Linked DNA regions of Homo sapiens: region 1 is linked to region 2. The links are chromatin contacts, found by Hi-C in ENCODE. All regions are on one chromosome and are shown on one strand. The core of a region is the stretch at or near the end of the contact, and the rest is flanking DNA. Distances in the headings are between cores, read along the strand shown.

The links. Hi-C counts contacts between places; a loop is a spot of excess contacts on that map. Pooled maps may share reads with other maps.
Region 1: a map of CD8-positive, alpha-beta T cell shows a loop between it and region 2 (2.4-fold over the local background). The contact joins the promoter of SLC37A1 here to the enhancer-like site in region 2. A Hi-C loop is called at or near these places in 4 of 168 maps with a recorded cell type or tissue (CD4-positive, alpha-beta T cell, CD8-positive, alpha-beta T cell, naive thymus-derived CD4-positive, alpha-beta T cell and 1 more) and 7 of 50 pooled maps.

What each region holds. Positions count from the first base shown.
Region 1 is chr21:42,508,757-42,515,239 of GRCh38, forward strand. It overlaps SLC37A1 (solute carrier family 37 member 1), which reads left to right and starts at 5,096. Exons shown (of 20, transcript NM_001320537.2): 1 at 5,096-5,961. RefSeq lists enhancers at 3,500-4,222, 4,223-4,945, 5,787-6,016 and silencers at 4,857-5,216, 5,437-5,516, 5,527-5,626.
Region 2 is chr21:42,334,438-42,341,246 of GRCh38, forward strand. No RefSeq gene overlaps it. Among named protein-coding and RNA genes, the nearest start is that of TFF2, 13 kb to the right of the region's middle. RefSeq lists enhancers at 1,441-1,942, 3,421-4,116, 4,622-4,751, 5,945-6,014. Within about 2 kb of position 4,130, at least 11 of the 41 ENCODE cell types and tissues checked have a DNase peak (open chromatin) inside an H3K27ac peak, as active enhancers do.

The DNA of each region.
Region 1 (6,483 bases), core at 3,846-6,345, 180 kb after region 2:
TCAGTTACTATTTCCCTTGCTACACATATAGAAGAAAAGCAAGAAAGTTACTCTGCTGGGAAACACTGCCAAGGGGTCTTAGAAGCAAGAAAATTTGCCTATTTTATACAGGTAGTTTAAAGAGAACCACCCTTATAAATGGGTGTTTGTCCCCTTATTATTTCAGGACACTTGAAAGCTCCTCTCCTCCAATATGTCTCTAATTCAAGTATCACAGTGTCTAAAATTCTACCACTAAAATGCCATTACCTAAATTAAGCACAGCCTTCTGTCTTTATGTTGATATTTCTTTAAATATCATGCCAATAGTTTTAAAATCAAATGATACTAAAGGTATATAACAACAAACAGTCGGGCCTGGCTTTATCCCTTCAACTCCTCTGTCTCATTCCCCTACCATTTTCTACTCTTTTACCCATTTCTTCTGGTAGTTCCCTATATTTCTAAATAATATGAGTAAACTATGATTTTTATGTCCAATTTTAAAGCTTTTCTATGGACCTCTGGTTTTAGAGACAACATCTAGTTCTCTTACATCCCTTGCCACTTCCCCTGATGCTGTAGGACAGACAGGTCTGTCCCACCCACGGTGACTCAGTCATTGTTGTTCATGGCCGCTGCCCGTTCTTCACGATCAAGGAGGAGAATTCTTTGGAGGAAACAGAGCTTTCATACGTGAATCGACTGGGAAGCGAGTCAAAAGTACTGCAACTGGAAGTGTGGCATGGGGAGGGGGCCGTGGCCAGTCTCCTCACTGGGCTCCTGTAGGACTGGGAACGCCTACTCCTTCACACCTAATTATGTTTGCTGGATTGGGTTATAGTTCTTCAGTGTGTGGACTCTTGTCAGTTTTATATCCGTAGGCCGAGCACAATGCCTGGAATACAGAGCATGCTTAATAATCAGAGGCTTTTCATTGTATTTCTTATCAACAACACTAGTAACTGAATATAAATCACCCTTCCTCGCCAGTCAGTGCACCATACCATTAGAATTCTTGCTTTTTGATCAGTGGAGATAAAATGAGTTTCTTTTCTCCATGTTAAGTAATCAGGTTCTGATTTTCCCTTTTCTTTCTCTCTAATAGTGTTTAATGCTCTAATGCTTTCTAAGCATGAGGTATTTTCTTGAGCTCTGAAGCCCAGTATCTTCAAAGCCCCCTTCAGGGAAACCTCAGTTCCCTGTCAGTCAAGGCCTGTCACTGGCTTTGCCTTGGCCTTCTCTGGGAGAATGTCTGCTCCTTAAGTTGATGGCATACAAGTTGAGGTGGGGAAAAATTAAAGTGTAGGATTTCTGTAGGCAGCTAATGTTTTATTACTGGAGTGCAGTGATGCGATCTCAGCTCACTGCAACCTCTGCCTCCTGGGTTCAAGCAATTCCCCTGCCTCAGCCTCCTGAGTAGCTGGGACTACAGGCACACACTACCACGCCCAGCTAATTTTTTGTATTTTAGTAGAGATGGGGTTTCACCATGTTGGCCAGGATAGTCTCGATCTCCTGACTGCATGATCTGCCCGTCTCAGCCTCCCAAAGTGCTGGGATTACAGGCGAGAGCCATAGCGCCTGGCCTAAAATGTATTATATAAGCATCATAGTGACCACAAAACAAAAACCTGCAGCAGATATACAAAATGTAAAGAGAAAGGAATCAAAGCATACCATTACAAAAATCATCACATTAGAAAGGAAGATAGTAAGGGAGTAACAAAGCAACAAAGGAACTACAAACCGCCAGAAAGCAATTTTTTAAATGGCAGTAGTAAGTCCTTATCAATAATTAATGTAAATGGATTAAATTCTGCAATCAAAAGATAGAAGTGGCTGAATGGATATTAAAAAAAAAAAATCTAGGTGCTGCCTGCAGGAGACTCAGCTTTAAGGATACACATAGGCTGAAAGTAAAGGCATGGGAAAAGATATTCCATGCAAATGGTTACCAAATAGAGAGCAAAAAAGATACTTATATCAGACAAAACAGACTTTAAGTCAAAAACTTCATAAGAGACAAAGTCACTATATCATGATAAAGAGATAAATTCATCAAGAGGATATAACAATTATAAATGTATATGCACCCAACATCAGAGTACCTAAATATATATTAACGGAACTCAAGAGAGAAATAGCAATACAGTAATAGCAGGGTACTTCAGTACCCCATTTTCAACAATGAATAGATGATCCAGACAGAAGATGAATAAGGAAACAGTGAACCTGAATAACATTCTAGAGCAAATGGACCTAACAGACATACAGAACACTCCTTCCCCCAGCAGCTGAATGCACATTTAAATGTACACAGAACATTCTCTAGGATAGATCATATGTTAGGCCACAAAACAAGTTTTAACAAATTTAAGAAGATTAAAATCATATCAAGTATCTTTTCTGACCACAATAACATGAACTAGAAATCAGTAACAGGAGGAAAATTGGAAAATTCACAAATATGCAGAAATTAAATACACACCTGAACAACCAGTGGGGTCAAAGAAGATATCAAAAGGGAAATCAGAAAATTCCTTAAGACAAATTAAAATGGAAACAACATACCAAAACGTATGGGATGCAGCAAAAGCAGTACTAGAGGGAAGTTTATAAAGAAAATGTGGTGTATAGCTGTATCTACACAATGGAATACTATTTAGCCTTAAAAAAGAAGGATTTCCTGTCATTTGCAACAACATGGATGAACCCGGAGTACATTACACTAGGTGAAATAAGCCAGGTACAGAAAAACAAATATAGGCCAGGCATGGTAGCTCACTTCTCTAATCCCAGCACTTTGGGAGGCTAAGGCAGGAAGACTGCTTGAACCTGGGAGTTCAAGACCAGCTTTGGCAACATATCAAGACCCTGTGTCTACAAAATTTAAAAAATTAGCTGGGCATGGTGGCATGGGCCTGTATTCTCAGATACTCAGGAGGCTGAGGGGGAGGATCACTTGGGCCTGGGAAATCAAGGCTGCAGTGAGCCTTGACCATTGCACTCACGCCACTGCCCTCCAACCTGGGCAACAGAACAAGACCCTGTCTCAAAACAAACCAACAAACAAACAAAAAAGAAAAATATGCATGACCTCACTTATTTTTGGAATCTGAAAAACTTGAACTCAGAGAAGCAGAGCATATAATAATGGTGGTTACCAGGGGCAGTAGGTGGGAGAAATGGGGAGTCGCTGGCCAAAGAGTACAAAGTTTCACTTAGGAAAGATGAGTAAGTTCTGGAGGGCTAATGTACAGCTCTAATGTATAGTTAGTAATAATACATTGTATACTTGAAATTTGCAAGAAGAATAGATCTTAAATATTCTCACCACCAAAAAAAAAAAAATAATGTGAGGTGATTGGATATACTAGCTTGACTGTGGCAATAATTTTACAATGTATTCATATATCAAAACATCACATCCTATACTACAAATTATGTAATTTTTATTTGTCAGTTATACGTCAGTACAACTGGGTGGGGGGGAGGGGGGGTGGGAAGAAGCTGTCTCCATATGAGGCCGAGGTGTCCTATATATCCTGAGCTTGTATTATCGCCTTTCAAGTGTAAAACCTGTAGGTGATGGGATGCCCGAAAGGTTTGAAAATCAGGAATGACAAGATCAGATTTTGCTTTAGGAGGGCAACTTGAGGCAGCTTAAAGAGTGGATTGCAGGAGGTAGAACTTGGAAGTGAGAACGCTGTTGCACAAGTGCAGTGAGAGAGGGGTAGCCTCGAGCCGAACCAATGGCAAGGGCCAGGGCTGGGGAGACCATTGGAGAGAGGGGTGGGAGCCACACTGGGCTATCACCGGGAATGGAGAGCTAGAAAAGAGAGGAGAAAGCACTGGCACAGGGGGCCTGCGGAGAGAAAGAAGGTCTGAAGAAAACCTGGCCAAAAGGAGAAGACTGGAGCCCTGGGCCATCCCGCTTGCGGAATGAGGGGCCGGCGGGCTTCCTGGGGCTGAACCCTGCGTGGCAAAGAAGTGGGCAGGTTTTCTTTCTGCCTGCAGAAGGCTTCTCAAATGCCTAACAAAGTGATGGATTTCACGCAGCCCAGCTCAGCAAAGAGAGACACAGACATCAGAGTGTTCTAGAAACAAAGCAGGGCCCCAGGGGGAAACTGCGAGGCCTAGCAGGGCAGGGGAGCCAAACACAGGGAAGAATGCCTTCTCCATTCTCCAGAGGGAAGCTCAACGTGCCTGGGGAAGGGTGCGAGGGGCACTGGCCTGTTGGGACATTTACAGCCAGGCCTCGGGTTGGTTTTATCCTTAAACATTGTTTTATCCGGGGGCAGGCTTTTTCCCCGGAAAATTTCCGCTCTGCCTCACTTTGCTCTTCCCCGAGGAGTGGGCTGGGAGCCCCCTCTGCTCTGAAGCCATCCTGGGGGTCCACTGTGGGTGTTCGGCAGTAGCTTCTAGGGGACTGGCCAGGCCCCTCCCTGGGGCTGCCTAAGGAGAAGAGTTGTTTCTGGGGTGACGTGGGAGCCTGTGTGCCAGGGCACTGGCCCGCAAGGGTAAGAACCCGGCGGGCTCCCGCAGCCTAACAGGGAGCTGCCTCTGTCACGTGCCTGCGAGGTGGGACACAAGTTGGCTTACAAGTTGGTTCGACATAGCCAAATCCGCGTGCCGCATTTCCACGCTATGGAGTGCTAGTCTTCATGATTGTGCCCCTTGACATGACACAATAGGAATAGAAGCCGGGAGGCCAAGCAAAGGCCCTCTTTGGGGGTGGGGGCGCGGCGGCATGTGACCCTCGCCGCCTGTGGGGAAGACCTGCCTTGAGGACAGAGCGCCAGGGGTGCAGAGGCCGCCTGGGACTGCCCGGAGGCCGGTGGGGAGCGCGCCAGCGAAAGCCCGTGCGCCCTCGGAGCCGGGGAAGGCGCGGGCCATGACCCGGGTTCGCCCGCAAAGGCCGGGCAGTGCCGCAAGGCGTGGGGGCGCCCCCGCCCGGTGGCCCCGGGGCTGGTGCGACCCTGGGCACGCCGGGGCCGGGGCCGGAGCCGGGGGTCGCGGCGGCCGGGGAGGGGGAGGAGCCGCGCGGCTCCGCCGGCGCCCCGCGGGCCAGGGAAAGTGAAAGGGCGGCGGGGCCTCCCGCGCGCCGCTCCAGGAAGTCGCGAGCAGGAAGCGCCCGCGGCGGCCGGGCCGGGCTGGGCTGCGGAGCGCGGGCCTCGGCGGCGCAGGTGAGGCGCGGGGCCGGGGCCGGACCGGGAGGCGGGGACCCCCCGCCCCCCCGCCCGCACCTGCGGGGCAGCCGGCGCTCAGGCGCCGCAGCCGCTCAGCACCTGCGGCGCCCTCAGGGAGCCGGGCGCGGGGCCCTGCGCACTCGGAGCTCGGCTCCTCTCCTTCCTTTTCTTTTTTTTCGGGGGGAGGTGGGGGCTGGTTTGGATGTTTTCCGAGAGCCGGGGACGGTCTCAAGCTATTTTCGCGGAGGGAAGTCTTTGAAATACGACATCTAGAAGAGTGGCCCTCGGCGACAATGCCGGGCGTTCCCGGACCGGGGCAACGCTGGGATTCCGGGGAAGTGGAGGCAGAGGGAGCGGGCACGGGGCCGGCAGCCGCTCCACGGAGTCCCCGGCAGGGGCGAGCTTAGCTGTCCAGCCGGGTCCCCTGCCCACCCCGGCCCGGGCCGCGGTGACAGCTGAGGGTCCAGAGAGCCGGCAGGAGGGGACCCTGCGCATTGTCTGCCGCGATGGGGACGTGGGCGTGCCCGCGGAATTCACCTCCTCCGGGGACCAGCCGCCCAGGGAGGAGCCGGCACAGAACGCTGGCTCGGAGCGCCGGCACCCTGGGCCTTTGCGTTGTTTGTCGGCTGAGCAGCTGGTTCCCGGAGCCCGTGGGCCTCCTGGCCAATGCGAGTGACAGCGACCTTCTGGGTTTATAATAAAGGGCTTGACGCGCCGGAAAGTCCCCTCGCCGCTGGCCACCAGCCTTCCAGCCCTTACGGCCCACGCCGTAATCCTGGTGACCGAGAAGGTACGTTCAGTCTAAGGATTTGCATTTGAACGAAGGATACTGGCCAAGCCCCTTACCACCCCCACTCCCCGCTAACACCCCAGCCCGCGGCCCCAGGTTTGAATTTCCAAAGGAGGAATTGCTAAAGCCTGCCCTTTCCGGGTCTCCCTTAGCTCTTTGCCTGGAAGGTGCCTGCCTGCCTGCCTGCCGGCCCTTGAACTTAAATCGTCTGAAGTTGTGTAAGTGGATAAATATTTTAGACTTCCCCCGTTGTTTTTTTATTAATCCCCTTTGAGAGCAAGCTTGAAAACACCTGGCCCCAGACCTGTGATTCACCAAGTCATTTTGGACCTGCATTTACACGTTCTGTTTCATGCAGCCCACCTGTGATGTTCTCTTTGTTGGGGGTTGGAGGCAGGTAAGGGAGGTGGTGCAAATGGAATTCAGGTTCCTTGTACTTCAGCCAAGGGGAAAGAGATAGTGACCATTTTCATTCATCTTTAATATGGAAAGCGCCTTTAAAAGCAAAAAGCCATAGAAAGA
Region 2 (6,809 bases), core at 2,880-5,379:
TCAATATATTGCTAAAATCATAGAGCTTTGAAGCACTTGATGACCAAAACTGATGTAACTACTAGGACCTTGAGCTGAGCAGGGGCTGCAATCTCAACATCAGACAAAATAGAATTCAGGCCAGCAGGCATCAGACATGATGAAGACAGACGCTTGGCAGGTCACAGTTCACAATGGAGCAATAACAGTTATAAATATTTTTGCACCAAGAAAGGGATAGGAAAAGTATATTTATTTTATAAGCCAGAAACAGTGAGATACAAGCAGAAATAGACAAAACCCATAACTGGTCATGAGAACATCATTCTGAAGATAAGACAAGTCAAGTGAACAAAGAAAAAAGTAAGTAAAAAAATAGAACTCAAGGAATATAATTAATAAGGCAGATCTGATGAATAGACATATACACTGTGTATGTATGTATACATATGGATATGTCAAAGTTTAATTCCCAATATTAATACAACTTCTTCTCAAGCACACATGAAATATTCACAAAATTTAATGGTACATTTGCACACAAAAAAGCAATAAGTTCCATAAAGTAAAAGTTTTGGCTGGGTGCAGTGGCTCAGGCCTGTAATTTCAGCACTTTGGGAGGCCAAGGAGGGATGATAACTTGAGGCCAGGGGTTCAAGACTAGCCTGGGGCAACATGGCAAAGCCCTGTCTCTACTAAAAATACACACACACAAAATTAGCCAGGTGTGGTGGTGCACGCCTTTAATCCCAGCTACTTGGGAGACTGAGGCATGAGAATCGTTTGAACCTGGAAGACAGAGGTTGCAGTGAGCCAAGATCATGCCACTGCACTCCAGCCTGGGTAACAGAGAGAGACTCTGTCTCAAAAAAAGAAAAGTAAAAATGTTATAATCACTCTATGATCAAGTGCAACAAAACCAAAAAATATTAACATTATTGCACATGGAAATGGAAATATCTTCTATTAAATACTTGTGGCTAAAAGATAAATTACTAACCAAAATTATAGAATATTTTAGAAATTATGATAATAAAAACACCACATTTCTGAATCTATGGGCAATATTTAAAATGGTAATTAGTGGAAAGTGCATAGATTTAAACACATGCCATTAATCCATAAATTGAATTCCCAAACCAGAAAACTAGGAAAAGAATAGCTTGTTGAAAAAAGGCTGAAAGAAAGCAAAGGGAAAGAAATCAATGAAGTACAGAAGAGAAAAAGAGTGGAATTCTTTTTCACAAATTCAATCCCAGTTATTTTTAAAAATTAAACAAAATATGCAAACCACTGGCTAACCCAATAAAAAAAATGAAAAAAGGATCCACAAATATCCAGAATAAGAATTGACAATGAAGGAAACAACTATTGAAACAGAAGAGTCTTTAAAAACGGTAAGAGGCTACCCTGAATAACTTTATGCAACTAATTTTTAATATCTAGATGAAACGCGTAAGTTCCTAGGAAAATAACAGTTTAACAAAATGGGTCCAATAGAGACATAGGGCTGAAATAAACCGTAGAAGAAATGGAAAACGTTATCAAGGAGCTGTCAACAAAATCATTAAACAGGATTTTGCTTATTTTTTTAAAAAAGAAAGAGACTTTATTCCAGTAAACATTTTGCAAACCAGGGAGACACCCCCTTCGGTACAAAACAAAGGTGCAATCTGAGACAACAAAGAGAGGGGTTGTCTTTTAAAGAGAAAGCTCCCTCTGGGTTCCCACTCTCGTCTGCTATGCAAATAGGGGATGCAAACTTGCTTAGCTGTGGTTAGTTGACGCTTGTTTAGTTCTGATTGGTAGATGTGGGCCACATTCTCCTGGTGAGCTCCAGGGGCCGAGGGGAGGCTTTCCAGTAGCCGTTGATACAGGAGTGAACAGGAGCAGCTATGAATGTCCCAGAACGAAGCAAACATGTGGGTTTCCAGGAATGCAGAGTACGTGTGTGACGTCTAGTCAGCAAATGGCCACACGGCTCTATTTTGAATTTAGCCCCAGTTGGCTCCCCGGGATCCACCTTGAAGGGCTGGTTCTTTCGGGATTCCCAGAAAAAAAAGCCGTAAGAATCTCCATGTCCAGATAATCTCACAGGGAAATTCTAGCCAAGCTTCAAGTACCTAACAGTCCCAATGCTGCAAAAATTGTTTCAGACACTTAAAAACAAAGGAAAATGCACAAATTTATACAAAAATGTGAACTGAAAATGTGTCATAGACAAAAGTATAAGCACCAAAGTTATAAAACTCCTAGAAGAGAATATAATAGAACACGTCCGTGGCCTTGAATTAGGCAGAGATTTCTAGGTAGGAAACATAAAGTTTGAATCATAAAAGAAAAATGAGAAAAACTAGATTTCATCAAAATTAAAGATATTTTCTCTTTGAAAAATATTCTTAAGGAAATGAACGAAAAGGTAAGTCACAGACTAGGAGAAAATATTTGCACAAAATATATCTAGTAAAGGACTTGTATGCAGAATATATAAAGAATTTTACAACTCATTACAAAGAAGAAAAAGACACCTGAGTTAAAAAGTGTTGAAGATTTAGACAGATACTTTACCTGAGAAGATGTGTGAAAAATAAGCTCATGAAAAGATGTTCAACATCCTTAGTTACTAGTGAAATGTAAATTAAAATGAAAACAGGATATCACATTCCACACACCACAATGGCTAAAATGTAAAAGACTAGTAAACCAAGGATGTAGTAAGCATTTGCAAATCTCCTCCATTGTGGCTGGGGAGACAAAATGGCTCAATCCTTGGAAAACAATTTTTTCAGATTCTTATGAAGTTAAACATAACACCGTACTATCCAGAAATCCACTCATAGCTACACTTCCAAGAAAAAAGGCATTTCCTCAAGCATTTACCCAAATCCCTTCACATACATGTGCATAATTGTTCATAGTAACTTTACCCATAATAGTAAAAAGCTGGGAATAATCCAGATGTCATCACCTGGTAAATAGGTAAGCATATTGCAGTGTATCCTGCTGTGGAATACTACTCAGCAATGAAAAGGAACGAACCACCCTTCTGTGCAACAACCTGGAAGAATCTCAAAGAAAGCTGTGTGCTGTGTGAAAGAAAACAGACTTCAAAGACTGTGCACTGTCTGCACTGTGTGATTAAACTTACTTGAAATTCTAGAAGAAATGAAACTAAAGCAAAAAAACACAGATTCTTGGTTTTCTGGCGCTAGGGAGAGGCTATTGACAGCAAAGGGCACGACGGGATTTTCTTGGAGGGAATGAATGTTCTACATCTTGATTGTGGTAGTGTTTACACAGTTGTATACATTTGTCAAAACTCAATGAACTGATTCATTTAAAATGGGTGAGTTTTATTGTATGTGAATTATACCTCCGAGAAACTAATTTTTAAAAAAATCTCAAGGCATGAGCATTGCCATCATCAGCGTTACTAATGTGAACACAGTGAACTGATGAAATGACGGGGCAATTTGCAACGTGTGATAGGCACTGAGATCTCTCTCTGGACATCAGGAAGCTGCGTGTTGTCAGATGCCGAAGCCGAACCCACTTGCCCATTGGGCTGCAGGAAGGCTGAGAGTCTGTCCCCAGCATGGATAGCAGAGGGCGCTGTGGAGCATCATTAGCCTGTAGGGTTCTTTAGGGGAAAACACCTTAATGAGCCCTGTGCGCTCGGAAGGTTGAATAGAGGGCCCTTCCTTCCTCTAAGCCACATTTCTGGTTGCGCCACATTAAGTCAAACAATTATTAAGTGCTGAGCAGTCTTTGGATCACAGAAAACAAACACAGAGGCTGCAGCCACTGGGCCCTGTGGAAAACTGGCGGCCGTCCTGCGATGGTGTCAGCTCATCCGTGTCCGCGCTGCTGGAGGCCTGGCAGGAGCTGAGATCAGAGCCCTTCAGCGGGAGTGGGGCTACTCCTCCCTCCCCTGGTTTCCCTGGAAGCTGAGAAAGTTCCCAGGAAAGTGCTGAAAACCTCCCACCACTCTTTACACAGACCTGAGAGGGGGCTGAGGTGGGGGAAGCTCTGTTGCAGAGATGGGCTGACTCGGGGAATAGGCCGGTGGGGCGGGACAGATGCTGGAGGGACAGATGGGGCGTCAGAGGAGACAGAGGCTGTCAGGGAGCTGTGGTCCTGCACATGGGAACCAGTCCTTGCCCAGCCTGTCTGGAGGCCCCTGGGCTGCTGCTAGTTACTGAGAGGGCGCAGTGGCCAGGCTGCACCTCCCTGTGGCCTGGTCCCTCCACTAGCTGGAGGAAGGTGGGGCTGCTCCCTCCCAGCCAGTGCCGAGTGGCTGCAGACCCAGAAGACACACGCTGTATATATTCCTGCATGCATGGCCCTGAAATGGTGGCCTCATGGGTTGCAGTGTCCACGCTGCTTCCACAAGGAAGAAACGGCTGCTTGCTCCACGCCTGGGGGCCCCAAGGCTCAGGCATCCTTGCCGTGGCCCACCCAGCAAAGTGCAGCAAGAGGGAAGGCAACACGCCTGCCTATTTCACTGGCAAGGGCAGGCCCCCAGGGGTTTCTGGGAGAGGTACAATAGCAGAGTTCCAGCTTGGGGTGGGGATAGCTATGTGTCAGGACCACAGCATTAGCCAGGGCCACAGGCAGGTGAGGCAGAGGTAGGCAACCATGGAAGAGCCCCTGGGAGAGGAACCCCGATGTGCTTATGGAGGGGCTTGGTAGGCATTGGCCCTCCTGTGTGAGCAGGTGGAATGCTGAGGGTCTGATGGCCGGGTGCCCGCCACTGGGACAGTCACTGTGAGACAACCAGGACCACGTGTGTCTTCCCGGAAGAATGGGCCTAGGATATGAGGATGTGCATGTATGAACAATCATAGCAAGAACAGCTCTAAGCACATCCTAATTCAACTCATGAAGCCTCACCACAAACCCAGAAGGGAAGATGTTATGAATATCTGTACTTAGCATATGAGTAAAACTAGGGTCAAAAAGTCTACGTAACTTGTCCAAGGTCACACAGTGACCCTGAGAGAGAAATCGCTGTAGAGCCGAAGTGCGATAGATATTTTTGAGATCTGATTCACACACCCTCATTGCAGCCCCCTGACTCCAGTTAACTGCCCAGCATCCCATGGTGGGGGTCAGATTGGGCTTCTAAGGCAGGGTGGGTTGAGGGGGACATCACACTGGGGCTGGCCCCTGAAGCAATAGCTAGAGATATTCATGCGTGTACCACAACTCCAAACTATAGATAATGAATATAAAATGCATGTAATGAATATGCAGTCTATTCCCATTACATATTCTCTATTTGCAAATTCGCCTACTCACTAAAATTTATTGGTGACCCTAAATCAATACTTGGGGTGCTTTCAAGGTCGTTTGCAGAAACGTACAAAGTGGTGACAAATTTGAGTCACAGACATGCATATTCCCAACTGAAGTCACACAAGGCCTTTTTTATTTTTGAGATGGAGTCTTGCTCTTTTCGCCCAGGCTGGAGCGCAAATGTGCGCTCGCAGCTCACCACAACCTCTACCTCCACCACCCAGGTTCAAGCAATTCTCCTGGCTTGGCCTCCAGAGTAGCTGGGATTACAGGTGCCTGCCACCACACCTGGCTAACTTTTGTATTTTTAGTAAAGACAGGGTTTCATCGTGTTAGCCAGGATGGTCTCGATCTCCTGGCCTTGTGATCCGCCCGCCCCAGCCTCCCAAAGTGCTGGGATTACTGGCATGAGCCACCATGCCCAGCCACACAAGGCCTTCTTGCCTCAACCCATACTGTGAACTAATGTCCTTTTCTTGGTCTATGTAGTGCCACGTTTTTATGCCTGTTGTTGGTGATTTCCCATTTAAGATGCCCCCATGTGCCATAGTGAGGAGCTGTCTGGTGTCCTGGGTGTGAGGTGATATGCCTCTGGGGAAAACACCAGGGGCAGGGCAGCCTCACTGGGGCTGGGAGACAGGGTGCCGGCCTGGAGTTCAGCATTAATGTAACCACCGTGTGCACTCCACAAGGTGTCTACAGGAAACACCCTCGAGCCTGGCTACATATGGCTGGTTAATGAAATGCTCCCAGAAGCTTGCAGAAACCTGACCCTGTACTTCCCCAGGAGCGAGGGTTCCAGATTCACTAAGTCAGGGCTGGCAGCGACTTCATAGAGCTTAACTACATGAATGCCAGAACGTACTGTATAGATACCCACTATAAATCAGCACTAAAGTGCCTGTGCACATACAGCTGTGCAGCACTTAACGACAGGGAAATGTTGTGAGAAACGCGTCATGAGGGGTTTTGTCGTTGTGTGAACACCGTAGAATGTGCTTAATGCATAGCTAGAGGGCAGCGCCTGCTGCACACCCAGGCTGCACGGTTGGCTCCCAGGCTGCAAACCCGTGCAGCGAGTGACTGGACTGAACACTGGAAGCAACCGTAACGCAGTGGTAAGCATTTGTGTATCTAAACATAGAAAAGGTACAGCCAAGGCCGGGCATGGTGACTTATGCCTGTATCCCCAGCACTTTGGGAGGCCGAGGTGGGCAGATCCTGAGGTCAGGAGTTCGAGACCAGTCTGACCAACACGGTGAAACCCCGTCTCAACTAAAAGTACAAAAATTAGCTGGGTGTGGTGGCGAGTGCCTGTAATCCCAGCTACTTGGGAAGTTGAGGCAGGAGAATCACTTGAACCCAGGAGGCGGAGGTTGCAGTGAGCCGAGATTGGTGCCATTGCACTCTGGCCTGGGCAACAGGGTGAGACTCCTTTTCAAAAAAAAAAAGAAAAAAGAAAAGATACAGTCAAAACATGGTGTGAAAGATAAAGAATGGGACGGTATGTAGGCACTTACCATGAACGGAGC